Linked DNA regions of Homo sapiens: region 1 is linked to region 2. Evidence: chromatin contacts called from ENCODE Hi-C or POLR2A ChIA-PET data. All regions are on one chromosome and are shown on one strand. Each heading gives the region's core, a stretch centred on a gene start or an enhancer-like site at or near the end of the contact. The rest is flanking DNA. Distances are from core to core; before and after follow the strand shown.

What was found. Hi-C counts contacts between places; a loop is a spot of excess contacts on that map. ChIA-PET counts read pairs that join two places held with the same protein, here RNA polymerase II (POLR2A). Pooled maps may share reads with other maps.
Region 1: a pooled map shows a loop between it and region 2 (3-fold over the local background). The contact joins the promoter of COXFA4L3 here to the promoter of GATM in region 2. A Hi-C loop is called at or near these places in 4 of 50 pooled maps. POLR2A ChIA-PET finds 5 or more read pairs at or near these places in 3 of 52 experiments (A673, H1 and naive thymus-derived CD4-positive, alpha-beta T cell).

What each region holds. Positions count from the first base shown.
Region 1 is chr15:45,428,764-45,433,104 of GRCh38, forward strand. COXFA4L3 (cytochrome c oxidase associated subunit FA4L3) reads left to right here and starts at 1,847. Exons shown (of 5, transcript NM_197955.3): 1 at 1,847-1,892; 2 at 2,007-2,069; 3 at 2,238-2,323; 4 at 3,309-3,369; 5 at 4,185-4,341. The coding sequence starts at 2,034. The coding sequence ends at 4,253. MIR147B (microRNA 147b) reads left to right here and starts at 4,287; the gene lies at 4,287-4,341. RefSeq lists a silencer at 1,790-1,869.
Region 2 is chr15:45,375,560-45,379,795 of GRCh38, forward strand. GATM (glycine amidinotransferase) reads right to left here and starts at 2,985. Exons shown (of 9, transcript NM_001482.3): 1 at 2,826-2,985; 2 at 1,042-1,260. The coding sequence starts at 2,894. RefSeq lists a silencer at 2,784-3,113 and an enhancer at 3,254-3,333.

The DNA.
Region 1 (4,341 bases), core at 597-3,096, 52 kb after region 2:
TAAAAATACAAAAATTAGCGGGGCGTGGTGGCACATGCCTGTATTCCCAGATGCCCAGGAGACTGAGGCATGAGAGTCGCTTTAGCCCATGAAGCAGAGGTTGCAGTGAGCCGAGATCACACCACTGCACTCCAGCCAGGGTGACAGAGCGAGACTCTGGCTCAAAAAACAAAACAAACAAAAAACCAAATCTTTGCATATAGTAACTATTTGTTGAGTGCCTACTACAAGCAGGACAGAATGCTTTACATATATTCTAACATTTTTTCCAACTCTCTCCCCTGCCAGGTTTGCCCCCATTTTGCAGATATATAAACTGAAACTCATGAAGGTTAAGTAGTTTACTTAAAGTCAGCTATTAATAATAAGTATAGCAGGGGCAGGCTCTGAACTCAGGTCCATTTGACTACAAAACCCAGGTTTAGAATGAAAATGGGGTTGAAACACAGCAGGGTCTAGCCAATTTCAGGGAACGTTAAGATGTTGCCTTTTAACTTTAACTTACAGCTTGAACTTCAAACTGTTTGTTTTAAAATAACTGGTCCTTTACTTATTGCAGTATTTAACAGAGGGGTGCAGACAGAACCATGGTGTTGGGCACCAGACAGACCTGCGTTCTGATGGCATCGCCGCCACTTACCAGTGACGTGACCAGAGCCTCTCTGAGTCTTAATAAGACTTTGCACCCACCTTGCCGAGGGGAATCTGGCTCAGTGTCTGGCACACACACAGCCCCTGGCTCTGTGAAATTGTTACCATTGCAGCCGCCTGCAAACTGCAAAGTGAGGTTGCTGGCTTAGAGGAGAGTTAGGAGGGAACCCAAAGACTAAACCAGCCGGCAGGGTCGTTTGCAGAAAGACCTTCTCCTGACAGCCTCCCCAGCTTATTCTTTTGTTTGTTCTCCCTCGACCTCGGGTTTTTGTTTTATTGTGTTTATTTGTTTGTTTTTGTTTTTTTGGGTTTTTTTTTTAGCAGAAAAAGTCAGGACGCCCTGGGAGTTATTCTGAAATAAACTTTACAATTTAATTTTAATGATCTCCATAGGTGCACAGACCACATTTTGGAGCTTTTAATGTGATTGGATTAATTCTAATTTACCCGCCTGCACCTGGGAGCCTCTCCTGGGACCCTCCGGTCTGCAGCTCATTTTTCCGGACCCCCTTTTATTGTTTATTTGCTTATTTAAATATTTTGTTTTATTCTATTTTATTTAAAACAGGGTCTCGCTCTGTTGCCCAGGCTGGAATACAGTGGTGTAATCTTGGCTCACTGCGACCTCAAAGGCCTGGACTCAAGCGATTCTCCTGCCTCGCCCTCCTCAGTAGCTGGGACTGCAGGCATGCAGCACCACGCCCGCTAATTTTTTTTAGTAGAGACGTGGTTTCGTCACGTTGGCCAGGCTGGACTCGAGTGATCCTCCTGCCTCAGCCTCCCAAAGTGTTGGGATTACAGTCCTAAGCCACCGCGCCAGGCCCGGATACCCTTTTAGAAGGGTTGGCTTTCCCTCAGGCCTCGGCTATCTGCGCTCCCCTCTTAGGGGGTTCCACCTCCTACTCCCCAAACCTCCAAACTCCTCACAAGCACCTAGGGGGGCCAAGAGCGACCGGGGTCGGCAGGTAAGGAAGACCGCGGCGAGCGGCAGGGGGCGCCAGCGCCCGCGTTCGGGCGCTTCACGTCAGCCGCAGAATGTCCTGCAGGGGGCGCCCGGGAGTCGCGTGCCCAACGGGGAAAGCGAGTCAGGTCCCTCGCGCTCCCCGCCCCACGCGCGTGACCAGAGCGCGCTGGCCCGGCCCACCCGGGGCGGTTGTGGTCGCTATATATAAGGTGGGGAGGCCGCCGGCCCGTTCGGTTCCGGGCGTTACCATCGTCCGTGCGCACCGCCCGGCGTCCAGGTGAGTCTCCCATCTGCAGAGACGCGGACGCGCCGGCCCGCAGTTGGCCTGCGGAGCGCGGTGGACGGTTTGGCGCCCACCAGGCGATCAATACTTTGGATTTTTAATTTCTAGATTTGGCAATTCTTCGCTGAAGTCATCATGAGCTTTTTCCAACTCCTGATGAAAAGGAAGGAAGTAAGTTTTAAAAACAATTGAAAATCTTGACTAAAGTTTTCATTTTTAAAGATGAAAAGATGGCACAGATTTTGAACAAAGTATAAAATAAATACAGTTGTTTTGCTGTGTTTCAAATGTTTCATATTGAAGTGTCCAAATGTGTCCCCTCCACCTGTTATTTGTTAGCTCATTCCCTTGGTGGTGTTCATGACTGTGGCGGCGGGTGGAGCCTCATCTTTCGCTGTGTATTCTCTTTGGAAAACCGATGTGATGTAAGTAGGTCTCAATTTATAAAAACGTTTTTGGCAGTGTTTGGATGACTTTTAGTTTATGAAATGTATAAGTTTCCTATTTTTTTCCCATGGATGAGAATGCCAAATTGTGAACTGGGAGTCAGGGTTAAAAAGCATCTTTTATCAGAAAACTCTTATGATATTGTCTACCAATGGGTCAGAAAATGAAAATTAGAAAAAAAAAAGAAAAAATTTAAAAAAACCCATGATATTAATCAAATTAGTTTATTTCTTGTGTTTATTCTTTTACCCATTGGCCCTTCTCCACTCTCTGGCAGTGAAGTAAAGCTTGTTTTTTTTTTTTTAAGTTTTGAAATTTAAAGTTCTTCAGTGGTTTTGGGAGATATATATCATGAAACAATCATTTTAATTAAAATTTTAAATTTTAGCTTATTAGATTTTTACTAATGTGGTAGAATTGATAGATTCAGTTGTCTACGATGAACCTAATCTCAACTTTGGGTAGAAGAAAGTAAAAAACAAAAACATGTATCCTGGAATATGAGGAAAAGATAAACTTGAAACTGTTGGAGGCTGGTGCAGGGCTGGAGAGGGCAGTCCTCTAACCGCTGGCAGAGGAGCCTAGAGCCCTGGAGTTCACCACCTGCAGAGTTCAACCTGCCCCTCCCACAGACTGAGATAAGAACATTATTGCATGTCCTTGGCTTGGCAGTTTCACTCCCATGGTTATTTGGTTTGTGGGATCCTTCCCCAATGCAGCCCAATCAAGAGAATACAGACCTCCTACCCTTTAGGGGAACTGATGTTTAATGTTTGAGCCACACCATGAAACTCCCTTAGAGAATTTTCAATCAATTTTAGTTGCTACTGATGGTTCCTGATCATTAGCAGACACATGCCTTAGTATGAGACTGGTTTTGTCCCTAACATGTTTATAAACCCAGTATCAGTGTTGGTTTAAATTCACATCTTTTAATGTTTAATTGGCTTTCTTTAATTTTAGCCTTGATCGAAAAAAAAATCCAGAACCTTGGGAAACTGTGGACCCTACTGTACCTCAAAAGGTATTGTTAAATTAAAAACAAATGATTTATATTTTGCCCAAACCTTAGCACCTTTGTGAGCAAAATAGATTTAGTACCTTACCCTTATTGTGTAACTTAGATCAATTGTGCCTTCATCGAGTAATTAAAATGAGGAAATTTTAAGAGCCTACTCTATGCCAGGAGCATTGTCCATCCACTCATGAGAAGCATATACACTTTTGGAACTATGGCTCACATAATACCTGGCAAACTTAAAAATCTGGATACCGGCCAGGCACGGTGTCTCACACCTGTAATGCCAACACTTTGGGAGGCCGAGGCGGGTGGATCACTTGAAGTCAGGAGTTCGAGACCAGCTTGGCCAACATGGTGAAATTCCATCTTTACTAAAAATACAAAAATTAGCTGGGTGTAGTAGAACGCACCTGTAAACCCAGCTACTGGAGAGGCTGAGGCACGAAAATTGCTTGAACATGGGAGGCGGAGGCTGCAGTGAGTTGCAGTTGTGCCACTGCACTCCAGCCTGGGCAACACAGCAAGACTGTCTTAAAAAAAAATCTGGATACTGCTAAGTGAAAGTAGGGCACATGTGTTTGATCTTTCCCTCTGATCTCATAACACTTAGGAGCCCAAGGGCTTTGTAAAAAGATGGACTGATAGAAACCAGCTCACATTACTATTTTGTGCATGTTTTAGATATGGAAAGAGGTAGGTACAAACACAATGGTGATGCTTTTTCTAAAGGGGAGTGTGGACAAATCCGAAAGAGGGACATGCAAATGAAAGTCAAATTTTTAACAAAAGGTTTTTTTTTTTTCCTTTTTTCTCTTCAGCTTATAACAATCAACCAACAATGGAAACCCATTGAAGAGTTGCAAAATGTCCAAAGGGTGACCAAATGACGAGCCCTCGCCTCTTTCTTCTGAAGAGTACTCTATAAATCTAGTGGAAACATTTCTGCACAAACTAGATTCTGGACACCAGTGTGCG
Region 2 (4,236 bases), core at 1,735-4,234:
GCTTAGCTGCCTTATATGGTTGTCTTATAAAGTCTGCTGAAAACCAGGGTGGAATATTAGAGGATAGAGGGACTTGACCAGAAATGAACACCTGCTAATCTGCTGTACTAACAGATGAGTCAATAACTGGAATGGGGAATCCTGGAAATGCAGACAAGAGTCAGATTGTGAAGGATCTTGAATACCATGAAGACTTTATCCTAAACAATGCGGGGGGTGGTGGGGTAGTGGGGGTCGCCTAGCAAAGTACAGGAGGAAAAGAAGCAGGATGAGTAACATGATCACATCTGAGTTTTAAAAAATCACTTGGATTGCAGCTGCCAGGTGATTTGGTGAGAAGAGTGAGTAGGAGTGACCAGTTAGGAGTTAACTGCAATAGTCCAGGCAGCAGATGAGCTCCCAACCTTTAGGGAGAGGCAAAGCAGAGGAATGAGGCAAGATTCATTTTTGACAAAAGCCTTGTTACATCACGTGACATAAGGAGAAATCAAAGATGATTCTTTTGTGTTTTAGCTTGATTAAATAGGAATGCCAATAATTAAAAGGCAGGAATGAGGAGGGATCCACTTGAGCAGGTGGCTGGCAACTGAACTCCAGATGTGCCAAGTTTGAAGTCCTGTGGCAATATCCCGTAAGGAGTTTAACTCGTTGATCTGGAAGGAGTTCAATACAGAGATCCGGACCAGAGAGGAGGTGGGAGCGGTAGCTGTGAGAATGGCTAAGAGAAGGGGGCTGAAAGTAATATTCTGTTCAACCTTGCCATTACAGGCTGTGACGGAAGAAGATCTGAGGACAGTGAAAGAACTATTATTCCCAGAAAAGCTCTCTCAGAATCCAAGGGAAGAGCTTCAGGAAGCTCTTCAGGAAGGAAGCAATTATCATTGGTGTAAATAGTGTCAAATACCACAGAGGTGTCAAGTAAGATAACTTAATCACTGGATTGAGAGGTCTGGGAGTAAGCTGAAGGGAAAGCAGTCAGAGGGTAGCAGCAGCAGGTGAGGAGGGAGCGCACTTTCAGACATGTGAATAGCCTTCCTTTACCTTCACCTCGATGGTGAACGGTGGAACACAGGCGTTTTCTGCTCTGCCCACTATCACTTCCTCTAAGGGGTCCCATTCGTTGTAAGAAGAGACAGGGCAGTCCTTGGGCAGAGGCTCAGTGGCTTTGTCGTCAGCTGCACAGGAGTTCCGGGAGGAAGCCGTAGCTGCCTGGGTGCTCTGGAAAGTTCGCTGCACCCATCCTGTCAAGGTTCGTCCAAGCTTCCAAGAACAAAGAAAAGATTATTGTATTGCATTGCTCTATCAGTACTTACAGAGAGGAGGAAGTGGAGATGGAGTAAAAATCCAGCATAACATTGCCACTTAAACCCCTTTAGAACAGCATAAACCAAGACGTTAACAGTGTGTAGGTGGGTAGTGGGATTACAGATAATTTTTTTAACCCTCTTGTTTATCTACAAATTGTCTTCTTATCTATTAATTGCTGTAACTCTTTAAAACTCCTCAGAAGACCGTGTCCCCAGCTACCATACACCCCCATCTTTATCTCAGAATGCAATTCCTGCACTCAAGCTTTAAGCAACTGTTTTGCAGATGGGTCAGTCCTCCTCTCAGAAAACCATAGACAGCTGCTCTAAAACTTCCCGCCAGTCTCAGCTGGGGACGGAACCTCCTTTTCCCTTAAGTATCAAAGGTTACCAATATTAGGCTTTTTATTTATTTTTTTTTACAAATGAAAAGTTGGGAACATTTGTAAAGGACCTTATCTTTCAGAATAACCAGCTTCAAATCAAATTTTTTTCATCTTTGACATACACTTCGCATTCTTTGGCACTTCAATTCTGAGAGTGAGCAACTGCCATCTGCTCCATTTTACAGATGGTCCACAGTACCCTAGCCAAGGTCAGGATTAGCTCAGGCGTAAATTCAAACAAATAAGAAGGAGATCTAAAAACTTCAAAAGCCTTTTAAAAATGCATGGCCTATAAAATCTAGAGCAGGGAGGGTCCCTCAACCCCTGAGCAAACCTCAACCCCCCAAATCTCTATCCTGCTCTGTTAAAAGCCTTAGGAAGTGGGCAGGAGGAGAACTCGGGTGGAGGCAGAAGAAAGACGGAGAATGACAGCTGTTCAGGAACCAGTTGCTGGGAGGAAGCCAGAATGTCGGAGCGATTCCAGTACTAGAAGCATGGGAGGGTCTGCTGCCAGGGCAGCCGAGGGCGGGGAGCGCAGAAACTCTGCTTACAGGCTGCACTCGCCCCGACTCCTCTCCAGACGTGGGATCCCATGTTATACTTGGAGTGAATCTGGTCGCTCGCTCCCCGTCCCCGATTCCCACTTTGCTTGCCTCTTCTCCCCATCCATCTACCCCACACGCATTTTCCAGAAATCTCCCCAACTCGACGCCCACTCAGGCTACTGAACCCCAATAACGCCACCCTTTTACTAAGAGGAGCCTCCGTCGTCCCAACCCCTTGCTCCGAGCGGGAAGCTTGGTGCAGCGCACCAAGGTCCGGTAGAGGGGGGCGGCGCCCCCTGCGCCGTGGGCCAGCAGGCCGCGGACGCGCAGACAGCAAGTGGACCCCAAGGGCTGGAGCCGCAACGCAAGTTCCCCCTGACTGGGGGACGCCGCCCAGCTCCTGGAGCCTGCGAAGGCTCTTGAAGCTGAGCTTCCCAGGGATACCAGAAGGGACACTCTCGTGCAATTCCGGCTAGGGAAAGCGAGGGAAGGTGGCGGCTCCGGGCAGGGAGCGAGCGAGTGCTCCACGCCGCCCGCAGGATCGAGTGAGTCACGCGGCCGCCAGACGAGGCCGGTGGCGCACGCACCCGAGATCCGATGTAGTGCACCGCCTCGGCGCCGCGGCTCCCGCCGCGCAGACACCGCACCCGCAGCATCGCCCTGGCCCGGCTGGTCCACGCGCGGAATGTTCCTGGCCTCTGGGCCGCGTCGGTCCAAGCCTTCCCGAGAGCGCGCCCGGAGCGGGGTGGGCGGGCGCGCGGGGCCCGAGGCCTTTTGTAGCCGCGCTCCGCCCCGGCCGCCCCCCGCGGCCCCATTGGCTGCCGGGAACAGGTGGTGGGGCCGGCGTAGCGCCCCGAATTAGGAACTGTCGGGAAGCGCCGCGGCCGCTGGCTCGAGCCTCCGATGCTTGCCCTTTTTTAGCCAGCGGGGCCACTGACGGCTTCTGTTGCACGTCCGGACCCGGACCCAGACCCGAGCGTCGCAAGAAGGCCCGTTGGAGTCTCGCGCAACTGGGCAGGACGCGACTTCTGACGAAGTGACAATGGTCTATGCATATATTAAGTGAATATTTGAGAATTTAAATATGCAAAGCGTGAGTACAGTGTTACCCTTAAATTCACATATGCGCACTGAACCAGTCACCTCATTTTTCGGTAAACGAAACCACCTAAAGATTAGGTGGTTTCTTGGTGCAACATCGGGTTTGAGACTGCAGAAAACTAAGTCTGGAAATTGGGCCATTTGTTCCCCGGGGAGGCAGTGCTTTCCTTCCAGTACCCCGTCGGTTGTTATTTGGAACACCTGGCATTTCACATGGTCTTTGGCCATATGCCCCTGGCTTGAGAAACTCCGTCATGAAAATCGACAAGTGTGGGTCAGAAATAAGGGAGGACGACAGTTTCGTTCCTTCCATTTCATGTTTTAAAATTTTTGTTTCAACTTGATCAGGATTCTTTTTTAGAAAAGTATTTTCCCTCACAGTGCAGTCTTAATTGCTGTGGATTTGTACAGAGCTAGAGAACTCAGGTTAACATTTATGCTCCTAGCAGGAGGGGGGGCAAGAGATTTGAGTATTTCATTTTTGTACTTATAGAATTATAACTATTCATTTTTGATGAGCTGTCTTTTCAATTTTGGTATCTCAAGCTTGTTTTCCAGAGTTCATGGATGGAAAGCACCAGACGAGCAGATGGCATGGTGGAAAGAGCCTCCGAGAGGGAATTAGGATAACTGAGTTCCAGTCCTGAATCACTTATAGACTACTATATGTCTTCCTGAATTGCAGTCTTCTTATCTGCAAAGTGAGAACAATAGAATTTACTGTCCCTAGCACATGGGGGGTTGCTGAGAGGCCAAAATGAGAGATTGTACATGCAGAACTTGATGCGTGGCATTAGAGCTGTATGAGGCCGGGTGCAGTGGCTCACGCCTGTAATCCCAGCAATTGGGAAGGCCGAGGCAGGCGGATTGCCTGAGGTCAGGAGTTTGAGACTATCC